4 separate regions of the Homo sapiens genome follow, and all the other regions are linked to region 1. The links are chromatin loops, found by intact Hi-C in ENCODE. Cell type or tissue: endothelial cell of umbilical vein. All regions are shown on one strand. Region 1 overlaps SLC25A21 (solute carrier family 25 member 21). Region 2 overlaps SLC25A21 (solute carrier family 25 member 21). Region 3 overlaps SLC25A21 (solute carrier family 25 member 21). Region 4 holds the start of MIPOL1 (mirror-image polydactyly 1).

Region 1 (2,500 bases):
AAAAGATAGTCCAGGGAATTACTCTGCTTAAATTTAAGGTTGGTTTTATGTACTTCCTTAGTAGTTGTCTCAATCCTTAAATATCTTTTAAAATAAGAAAAATAAGTTGGACTATTATCAATAATAGTGTAACCACTCAATGGGTTCTTCTTACCCACTGCCCAGATAAAGCCAATTTATCAAGGCAGGGGAACTGCAATAGAGAAAGAGCTTTACATATTCAGAACCAGTTAAACAGGAGAGCGGAGTTTTATTATTACTCAAATCAGCCTCCCTAAAAATTTGGAGGCTAGAGTTTTTCAAAAATAGTTGGGAGGAGGCAGGTGGCTGGGGAATGGGAGCTGCTGATTGTTTGGGGGTACAATCACAGAGCTGTGGAAAATGGTCTTCCTGTTTGCTGAGTCTGCTTCTAGGTGGGGCCACAGGACTTGTTGGTGGATCTGGGTGGAGCCATCAGTTGTCAGAAATGCAAAAACCTGAAAAGACATCTCAAAAGTCCATTCTTAGGTTCTAACAATAGTGGTGTTATCTGCAGGAGTGGTTGGAGAAGCTGCAAATATTGTGACCTCTGGAATAATGGCTGGTAATCCATTACATCTGTACGTTAGTATAATTCGGGTTCCTACCATCCTCCTAACTTGGTGGCCTTTCATTAGTTTTGCAAAGGTGGTTTAGTTTCTGGGGAGGGCTATTATCATTTAAACTATAAATTAAGCTTTTTGGGAGGAGGGGAATCCATACAAAAAAGAATCATTTTGTAGTCTTAAAATATTTGTTAATTTAATAAAGTTTTTAAACTATCTTTAGTGATTGGACTTCCTACCAAAATGACAAAAAAAAAAAACAAACAAAAAAAAACTATGTTTGGTGAATTTTATGTATCCAGTAACTACTTTTTGCTTTGTGATCCTGTATTTTTATCCTCAGATTGCTTATGTATTTCTGCATTTAGGAAGGAGATGGCAGTATTGAGCCTTGGCAGTGACTTAACCCCACTATTTGAAGGAGCTTAAAAGTTCTTCATAGAGAGGTATCAGTTTCATCTCTTGGGATTTTATTTTCTACACTTCCCCCCTCTCCCTCTTTGTATTCCCATGTGGAGAGTGAAAAACGTACTCTAGTATATGTTATATTAGATCTGTCATACCAGGATACTATTAAATTACTTATTCTCATTTCTACACATCTAAGAATGCCGACTTAAGGGATGTATAGAAAAAACTCTCTTCTAAAATAAAGAGAGCCAGCTCTAAAATGCAAAAGTATGTTTACGATGTGCCTGTTTTCCTAAGGCTTTGACAGGAAGAATTAACTTTACATTTCCAACATACAAAACACTTTACTGAGCCACATCTTATGGTAAATAAACTGTGCTCTGGGAATAAATTTTTCACCATTTCTTTTTTAGGGCAATAAGCTACTGCTAAGAAAATGACTTTTTCTAGTGCTGATGCCCTGAAAAAAAGTTTAGATGATGAGAGGAATTATTTACTTAGACTCCATTCACAGCCACTGTTTTGCCTGCATTCCAAATTTCAAAAGGATGATTCATGTACCTTTTAGCTCTATGTTGAAAAATAAAATGAGTCACAGTGCCCTTTGTCAATATCAAGAGTAATTAAAGAGTACATTTTTCAGCTATAAACTATAAGAAAAACAGAATGCTACCACGTAAAGTTGTAGTAAGTTGTTTTTAAAAGTATAAGCCAAGATTAGCAAACTGAGCCGCCATGTCAAAGGATCTGAATTGGTAGTTGGAATGGCACCCAATACTACAAGTTATGTTTTGAAAAGCTGTCCTGCCATGCTTAAAATAAGAAAAAGAAATATTTTAACTCATAAGATTATGTGGCTTTCTTTGAAATCTGGGCAATTAAATCACATACAAAAAGATGTGTAGTTGTTTAGTTTGATTATCATTGACAGTGGGATTTTCTTTGGTACCTTAACTTTTATATGTTCAAAATTGTTGTTGAAATGTTATGTGACAAATAATTTGTGGATTTAACTAAGCCAGCAAGCATATTTGGTTTCTATTATAAGTGAAGGACCCAACAACAACATCTTCATTTCATATTGTTCCGATAAATTTAATGACATTATTTTTTTTTGAACCAAAAGGAAATTTTTTCTCAGCTGGATTCTTTCACTGTAGGTTTTAATCACAAACTTTGAAAATGAGAACATAGCTATTATTTTTTATTAAAAGGATATGTTCTGGTTAGTTTGGAAAGGTCTGCCTAGTAAGGGCTTTCAATAACATGTCCAAGGACTTCAAATGTAATGCTGAAGTTAGAGAAAGTCAAATATGCCTTGTAGTACCATTGTATCTTAAGTGTTGTAAGATGCACACAAAGTGAATGTATATGCATTGTAAGGTAGTAAATTGTAAATTCCAACTGAGAAGAGGCCAGTGAAAGATTATCTACCCGGAGTGGGACATAGGTCTGTATATGTGGTACCAAGCTCATCTTGAGAGAGGGTATTGTACATGTGCTGT
Region 2 (2,500 bases), 360 kb after region 1:
AGGCAAATGAGAATGGTGTGCCAGTCTGAGGGAACCACCTCTTTTATTATGGGATGGCACCACCCCAGCATTCTATCAAGCTTTTCAGTGTAGAAATCAAGCCAAATTCTGGCTCTATCCTAAGCCATAGCTGCCAGGACCATATAGAGAAACATGTGGCTGGATGGTTGGAAGCACTTGGCTCAGCCATGCAGAAAATCCACTTTATGTGCTGAGTCCCAGCCTCTCATTTGCCATCCTGGTACAGATGCCAGGCCTGTTACATGGACCCACTTGGCCTCCAGAGGGAGGGGTGGAGCTCTGAGGCCTTCACCAGGAACATGCTGTGGAGCTGGTGGCCAGTAAGAAAGATATCAATTAAGTACAAAAGGCAAGTAATGGACTAATCTGTTTTTGATTCCTCTTATGTTGATAAAAACGATCTATGTGTTCATATATTTGATATATATAGATTTTTTTTAATTTCCAGAAGAAAATGAGTGGTCAAAGTGTGGTTCACAATAAGCACAGAAATTGAGAGTGTTTAGAAATGTTAAAGCAATTTGATATTACCATAGCATCCAAGTGTGTGAGCTGTTGAACTTTGTCGCCATAGCACAGATGCATTGCCATGCCCCATGGGAGTTTGGGTCACATAGAGATCAATGACCGCCACCACAGGGCACTGACAGGGATGAAGGAAAAAAATCACCTTGCCTGTGAGTGTGTATATGTGTGTGCACACATGAGTGCTTGTGTGCATACATGTATGGTTCATGGAAATGTTATATGTGCAAAATGCCCACTTTCTGAATACAGTGGTGGTTTTACATGGTGAGTGATAACTGAATTCTTCCCTGATATCACACTGTTGCTTCTTCAGTGAATAGGGAACCTCCATCCCTATAGCTGGATAAAAACTGGAGTCAGACTTTTCTAAAATGTTGTTGGATACCAGATTTGTCCTCATTCATTATTATTTAATATAAATGGGAGTGTGGTTTTAGACTATGGTTTTTCAAGGGTCCAAACTAAGTGGAATTCTTTGTTTCATTTTCTTTTCCTCTTTATTTTAGAATTGTAGATTGTTTGTGTGATTTTAATTTTAAATTTTTATTTTCCTCTACTATTTTCTGAGCATTTACAGTTTTCATCATAATTCAGACTTTAAAGATGATTATTAACTGTGTATTGAGTTTTCTAAATTCAATTTTTCTCATCCCTTAGCTCTCCTGAAAACAATTATTCTTCCTTTGCCACCGATTTTGCTACTGGCAGTGAAAATGCATTACTATGAAAATTACTGAATTCTGTAGGAAGACAAAGTACAAGTAGATAAATTAATAACATATTTCCTATTAAATTTAACTTTTCCTTGTATTATACTTTTATCTCTTTTTTTTTCTCTTTTGGGCACTGTCTTTTGTATGTTCGTGCCATCAATTTATATCATTCTGGAAATTCTTTCAAGTGCCCACAGTGTGTATGCTGTGTGATATGGCACAGGGGACAGACCACAGGCTTCAGGATCAGAGAGATCTGGGCTTCCGTCCCATATCAATTACTTCTTAACTATGTAGATAAGCTACTTAGGTTCCAAGAATCTTTGTTTCCACATCTGTAAATAAAGATGAAATCAAATTGTGTGTTAAGCAACTCTCATCGAATCTTATTTCCCTTCCCTTTTCCCCTTTAATGTACTTGGAAGATATTTATCCTCACCCACCCACCTTATTTTTTCTATCATATATAGCCTTAAGGAAGTAGAAGAGTGGTAGGTTTGCAGTCTGAAGGCTATAAGCTGCTATAGAACTAGAAGAACTGATATCCCAGTTTAAAGGCTGAGCTCAGGCTGGAGAAGTTTCTCTTTCTCCAGGAAAGGTCAGCCTTTTGTTCTACTCAGGCCTTCAACTGATTGGATGAGACCCACCCACATTATGAAGGGCTATCTGCTTTATTCCATCTCCTGACTTAAATGTTACTCTCACCCAAAAACATCCTCACAGAAACACTCAGAATAACGTTTGACCAAATATCTGGGCACCCTGTAGCCTAGTCAAGTTGATACATAAAATTAGCCTGGTGAATAGAATCAGGTAAAAGTTTCCAAAAAATGGATCTGGGATCAAAGCAGGATCACTTTGATCTCTCTTTGATCTGCTCGCTTTTTCTCTCTCTTTCTCTCTCTCTCTCTCTCTCTCTCTCTCTCTCTCTCTCTCTGTCCCCAGTGAGAGAGCCATCTCAAGATTGTATGGAAACCCTGAATGTTCTGAGATCCTGCCATCTAGAGGTGCCTCATCAGAAGCCAGGTAACAACTTGGTGGATACACTATAGAGAGAAATCAAGCTTCAGAGGAGAGGACTAAAGAGCTGTGACGGGCCCTTTCTAGTTCAGAAGTGCTATGGTTCTGAAATTCTATAAATATTGGCTTTGCTTCTGGTGGATTTTGTCAAATGATTTAGTTTTAAATCATCAATGTCTTTACAGTATGCAACTACTAAGCATTAACTTCCCTTTAGG
Region 3 (2,500 bases), 140 kb after region 1:
GTAGATACCCAGTCATGGGATTGCTGGATCAAAAGGTAGTTCTGTTTTAGTACTTTGAGAAATCTCCATACTGTTTTCTACAGGGGTTGAACTAACTTACATTTTCACCAGCATTGTGTAAGCATTCTCTTTTTTCCACATATTTTTTGTTTCTTTACTTTTTCATAATAGAGTACTGTAAATATTGGGGTAAGAAAAGTAGAAGCTTCTGAGGGGAGGTTTTTGACTGTTTTGTTTACTGCTGTATATTAGCACCTACACTAATGTCTGGCATATAGTAGGTACCCAAATGTATTTGTGAAATAAATGAATCAGAAGCATAACAGAAAGACTATGATTCCTTCCTCCCATATCTAATTTTAGAATAAAAGTAAGTGAAAGAAAGAAGCAGTGCTCTGAGAGTGAACCCAGGAATATGGACTACTCATTGAAAATGCACTTCGTAAGTGTATGCTATCTAGAACATCTTTATATCATGTTTCAGGGTTTTGTATTCAAGACTCTTAAATGTCAAGTGAAGAGAAAAGTAACTTTTCTTTTTAAAAACTTTATAGGATTAATGTCTAGAGATAGTTAATATCAAATGAAAGGCCAACTGTTAATTTTGGAGCATTATTCAATCATACTTTATGGTTATTAGCCATTCCTTTAGCCTATTTTGAAAAAACTCAAAGGAAATTATTTTTAATCTTTAATTTAGGCTTGGGAAAGTAAAGTAGGACAAACAAGTGTGTTCCTCTTGAAACACACTTGAAGAGGGATATTATTTAGTAAGATATATCTGCATTAGCCTTTTGTTTTGTTTGTTGTTGTTGTTGTTGTTTTTTGTTGAGATGGAGTCTCACTCTATGGCCCAGGCTGGAGTGCAGTGTCGCCGTTTTGGCTTACTGCAACCTCTGGCTCCCAGGCTCAAGCGATCCTCCCATCTCACCCCCAGAGTAGCTGGGACTACAGGTGTGTGCCACCATGCCCAGCTAATTTTTGTATTTTTGATAGAGACAGGGTTTTGCCATGTTGGTCAGGCTGGTCTTGAACTCCTGAGCTCAAGCAATCCATCTGCCTTGGCCTCCCAAAGTGGTGTGATTACTGCACCCGGTACAGCCAATTAAAAAAAAATCAGTCCACCTAATAAATACTAAAACCTTTCATGGTTAAAAATTCTACTGCTTAGATGGCCCTGTGCTTATTTTTAAAATTTTGTTCTTTGTTCCATGTGTGCGAGCCCCAACAGGATGAAAAGGAGGTTACTATGTGGTGATATTTGAATAATATTTTACTATTTTTGTACACTGCAGGTTTACTCATTAAGGAATGTTCACATTAAGAATGTTAGTCATAATACACAATGAATAATTTGGATTCTCAATGAGTCACACTTTCTGTGATGGAATATTTTGAAATAACTTCCTCATAGCATAAAACTTATTTGAAAATGAGTTTAAAATCTGTTCTATAGTTTGATTCTATTCTGAAATCTGTTCTATAATTTGGTGCTGAACTTTTACTTGTAAATAATGAGATCACATCATGTTGACAGTAATAGATACTCTCCATGTTTTGCAAGAACTTCCCAGATATTTGACTATATGGGATCACTATAGTCATACCTTAAAGGACACAAAATCATAGGCATGGCCAATGGAAAACTTAAGCGTGTTGTGTGCATGACACCAAAACAATCATTCAGTTCAGTATAATTGTGAGGATTAAAATCAGTAGATACATCAACTCGCCTGTTAGGTATTGAGTGGATCAAATAATTCAACAGTTTTTTATTTATTTTTTTAATTTAATTTTATTTTTATTATTATACTTTAAGTTCTAGGGTACATGTGCACAAGGTGCAGGTTTGTTACATATGTATACATGTGCCATGTTGGTATGCTGCACCCATTAACTCGTCATTTACATTAGCTATATCTCCTAATGCTATCCCTCCCTTTTCCCCCCACCCCACGACAGGCCCCAGTGTGTGATGTTCCCCACCCTGTGTCCAAGTGTTCTCATTGTTCAATTCCCACCTATGAGTGAGAACACGCGGTGTTTGGTTTTCTGTCCTTGCGATAGTTTGCTGAGAATGATGGTTTCCAGCTTCATCCATGTTCCTACAAAGGACATGAACTTATCCTTTTTTATGGCTGCATAGCATTCCATGGTGTATATGTGCCACATTTTCTTAATCCAGTCTATCATTGTTGGACATTTGGGTTGGTTCCAAGTCTTTGCTATTGTGAATAGTGCTGCAATAAACATACGTGTGCATGTGTCTTTATAGTAGCATAATTTATAATCCTCTGGGTATAGACCAAGTAATGGTATGGCTGGGTCAAATGATATTTCTAGTTACAGATCCTTGAGGAATCGCCACGCTGTCTTCCACAGTGATTGAACTAGTTTACAGTCCCAAGAGCAGTGTAAAAGCGTTCCTATTTCTCCACATCTTCTCCAGCACCTGTAGTTTCCTGACTTTTTAATGATCACCATTCTAACTGGTGTGAGA
Region 4 (2,500 bases), 81 kb before region 1:
GCTGAGGCAGGTGGATCAGCTGAGGTCAGGAGTTTGAGACCAGCCTGACCAACAAGGTGAAACCCCGTCTTTACTAAAAATACAAAACTTAGCCAGGCGTGGTGGTAGGCACCTGTAGTCCCAGCTACTCGGGAGGCTGAGACAGGAGAATTGCTTGATCCCGGGAGGCGGAGGTTGCAGTAAGCCGAGATCGCGCCACTGCACTCCAGCCTTGGCGGCAGAGCGAGACTCCATCTCAAAAAAAAGAAGAAAAAAAAAAGTATACATAATTTCATCAAAATATTTCTAAAAATCTTTATAGCAGCCCTATTGGTAATAGCCAAAAACTAGAAATACTATACATACAGCATGAGAATAACAAACTGCTACATAACTTGAATAAATCTCACAAATAAAATATTGAGCAAAAATCAGAAACTAAGGACTAAATACCATATTACTCCATTTATATAAAGTAAATAATAGGTGAAATTCATTGATAATGTTGGAAGTCCAGATAATGATTACCTTTGGAACCATGAAGTGGGGCTTCCGGGATGCAATAATGCTCTTTCCTGATCTAGATACTGGATACATGGGTATTTACACTTTGTGAAAATTCACCGAGCTGTACACTTACGATTCATGCACTTTTCTGTATGTCTTTATACTTTAAATATTAACGCAATAAAAATATCTCTATAAACTCTACTCCTTTGAAGGAAAATTGTATACATCTCCCATTCATTTTGCTGATTGCCATCATTACCTCCCATCAATGACATGTCTTGATTCCTATTCCTCACATTAAAAATTAAACTGTTTTAATTAATTTTATTGGCATACGATTGCATAGAATGATTATGTAATTGTCATTTTAGATGAACTCCATACCAGATCACAAGGAAAAACTTTGAAACGCCAATAATTTGTGATAGTATATTCAAGTTATCTGGGGAAGAAAAGAACACCTCCTTGAAATGTAGTTTTGTTTGGCCCTTTGTTTTGGCTTATTTCTATCTACTACCACTGTGATTTAACCTGCATAAAATGCTCAAAGGAGCTTTTCCAAACGCGTGTGTTTGTGGAAAGTTGTTCCTTTCTACCATCCTTGTCTAATAATGCGGCTGTCTTGTTCCCTCCATCCATAGAGCTTAAAATGCTTCCCAAACGTTGCACCAGGTCCAGGGACATTGTGAATCAAAAAAGAAAAAAAAAAATTCTAACAGTATCTTTTTACAGCATGGCTTAGCGCGCTTAAAGAAGCCCCTCATTCTTCGCCCACACTTCCACGTGTGAGAAATGAAATATAAAACGACTCTCTCATGGGCACAGAGTCGATCAGAGGTTGAGCGAGGACTGGAACCTTCTGACTAACCGCGACTTAAGGGGAAAAAAACAAAAAAAATACACCCTTGAATAAATGCTCAGCTGCTCAGGTCCAGTATTAGGAAACTGGAGACAATACCAAAACCATACCCAGAAAGAGCTGTCTGCCACCTGAGGACCCCACGACACTGACCTTCGAGAGAGCCCCATCACTCCCGGCCACGCGGGGTCAGCATTCACTAAGTACAGATTCCGCGGGGCCCCTTCTCCTTCTCCAAGGAAAAGTCTGCGGCCGAAAACTCCAGGGCTGATCTGTGCCCACCACTATCATTCTCCGTCGCCCAAACCTCCCTGCCCAACCGTTTACCTGAGATGCGCCTGGCATAGACCGGGGAGTCGACACTGCGCGCTTGCCGAGTTTCTCAGGCCGAGTGCGCAGCCACCGCGTCAGCCAATCGCCACTGGCTCAGAGCCTCCTGGCTCGAGACTCACCCACAGACGATCCGGCGGAGGAGCGGGGCGGCGCGTGGGGCCTACGGGGCGGCGGCGCGCCGCAGGGGAGAGCGCAAGCGGCGAGCACCGGGCATGCGCGTGCCGCGCTGCCGGGCCGCGAGGCGGGGCCTCCAGGAGAAAGAGAGAGCTTGGGAAGAAGGCCCGGGAGGAGTTTGGAGAGAAAGTAGTCGAACTTAGTCTGCTGCGGTGGTTGCCCTAACGGGATGCTTATGGTTGTCGAATCCAAGACGACGAGCGCAGAACGCTCTTTCTCTTCTGAAAGAGCAAAACGTTGTCTGGACAAAACCTAATAGGATTAGAAGAGGGAGAACGCGGAACTAAAAACGGTGTCTTGTGGCCTCATACTTGGCCTCGTCGAGTTTTCCCAAGACCTGTCGAAATTGTGCTTTCCTTCTTTGTGTGTGGTTTGGGATGAGAGGTGGGAGGGACGTGTTTCGAAGCGGCGGTCAAGTGAAAATGGCACCAGATCGGGCTCCGGTTGAGTGAGCAAAAGTACTATCTAGATCCTGGCCAAAGAACGTTTCACACTAAAACCTTGGAGCTGGTGACTTTTTTTTTTTTTTTTTTTTTTGACTGAAGTGCTGGATGAGATTACGATATGTGAATCCTCTAAGAAAAAATGTTAAACCTTACAGAATTTAAAAATGTCCAAAGTTTTCAATTGGCCTACCTCCGTGAA

The links. Peaks named below come from ENCODE experiments on the same cell type or tissue, not always from the same donor. Only the 100,000 strongest peaks of a DNase experiment are listed, where the experiment ranks them.
Region 2: it touches region 1 in a loop (2.0-fold over the local background); 3 of 110 quality-filtered maps call a loop at or near these places.
Region 3: a loop joins it to region 1, with 8 times the contacts of the local background. A loop is called at or near these places in 9 of 110 quality-filtered maps.
Region 4: it touches region 1 in a loop (6-fold over the local background); 2 of 110 quality-filtered maps call a loop at or near these places.

What each region holds. Positions count from the first base shown.
Region 1 is chr14:37,116,213-37,118,712 of GRCh38, reverse strand. The region is part of intron 1 of SLC25A21 (solute carrier family 25 member 21); the gene reads left to right. Among named protein-coding and RNA genes, the nearest start is that of SLC25A21-AS1, 55 kb to the left of the region's middle. In endothelial cell of umbilical vein, a CTCF peak has its summit at 951; DNase peaks (open chromatin) are centred at 1,022 and 1,552; H3K27ac peaks cover 1,161 bases.
Region 2 is chr14:36,753,619-36,756,118 of GRCh38, reverse strand. All of the region lies in intron 3 of SLC25A21 (solute carrier family 25 member 21), which reads left to right. Among named protein-coding and RNA genes, the nearest start is that of PAX9, 93 kb to the right of the region's middle. In endothelial cell of umbilical vein, no CTCF peak of the experiment used is centred here; no DNase peak of the experiment used is centred here.
Region 3 is chr14:36,981,144-36,983,643 of GRCh38, reverse strand. All of the region lies in intron 1 of SLC25A21 (solute carrier family 25 member 21), which reads left to right. Among named protein-coding and RNA genes, the nearest start is that of MIR4503, 30 kb to the right of the region's middle. In endothelial cell of umbilical vein, no CTCF peak of the experiment used is centred here; a DNase peak (open chromatin) is centred at 1,333; H3K27ac peaks cover 946 bases.
Region 4 is chr14:37,197,280-37,199,779 of GRCh38, reverse strand. It overlaps MIPOL1 (mirror-image polydactyly 1), which reads right to left and starts at 1,843. Exons shown (of 13, transcript NM_001388067.1): 1 at 1,676-1,843. In endothelial cell of umbilical vein, a CTCF peak has its summit at 1,504 (motif pointing right); a DNase peak (open chromatin) is centred at 1,869; H3K4me3 peaks cover 1,514 bases; H3K27ac peaks cover 1,656 bases.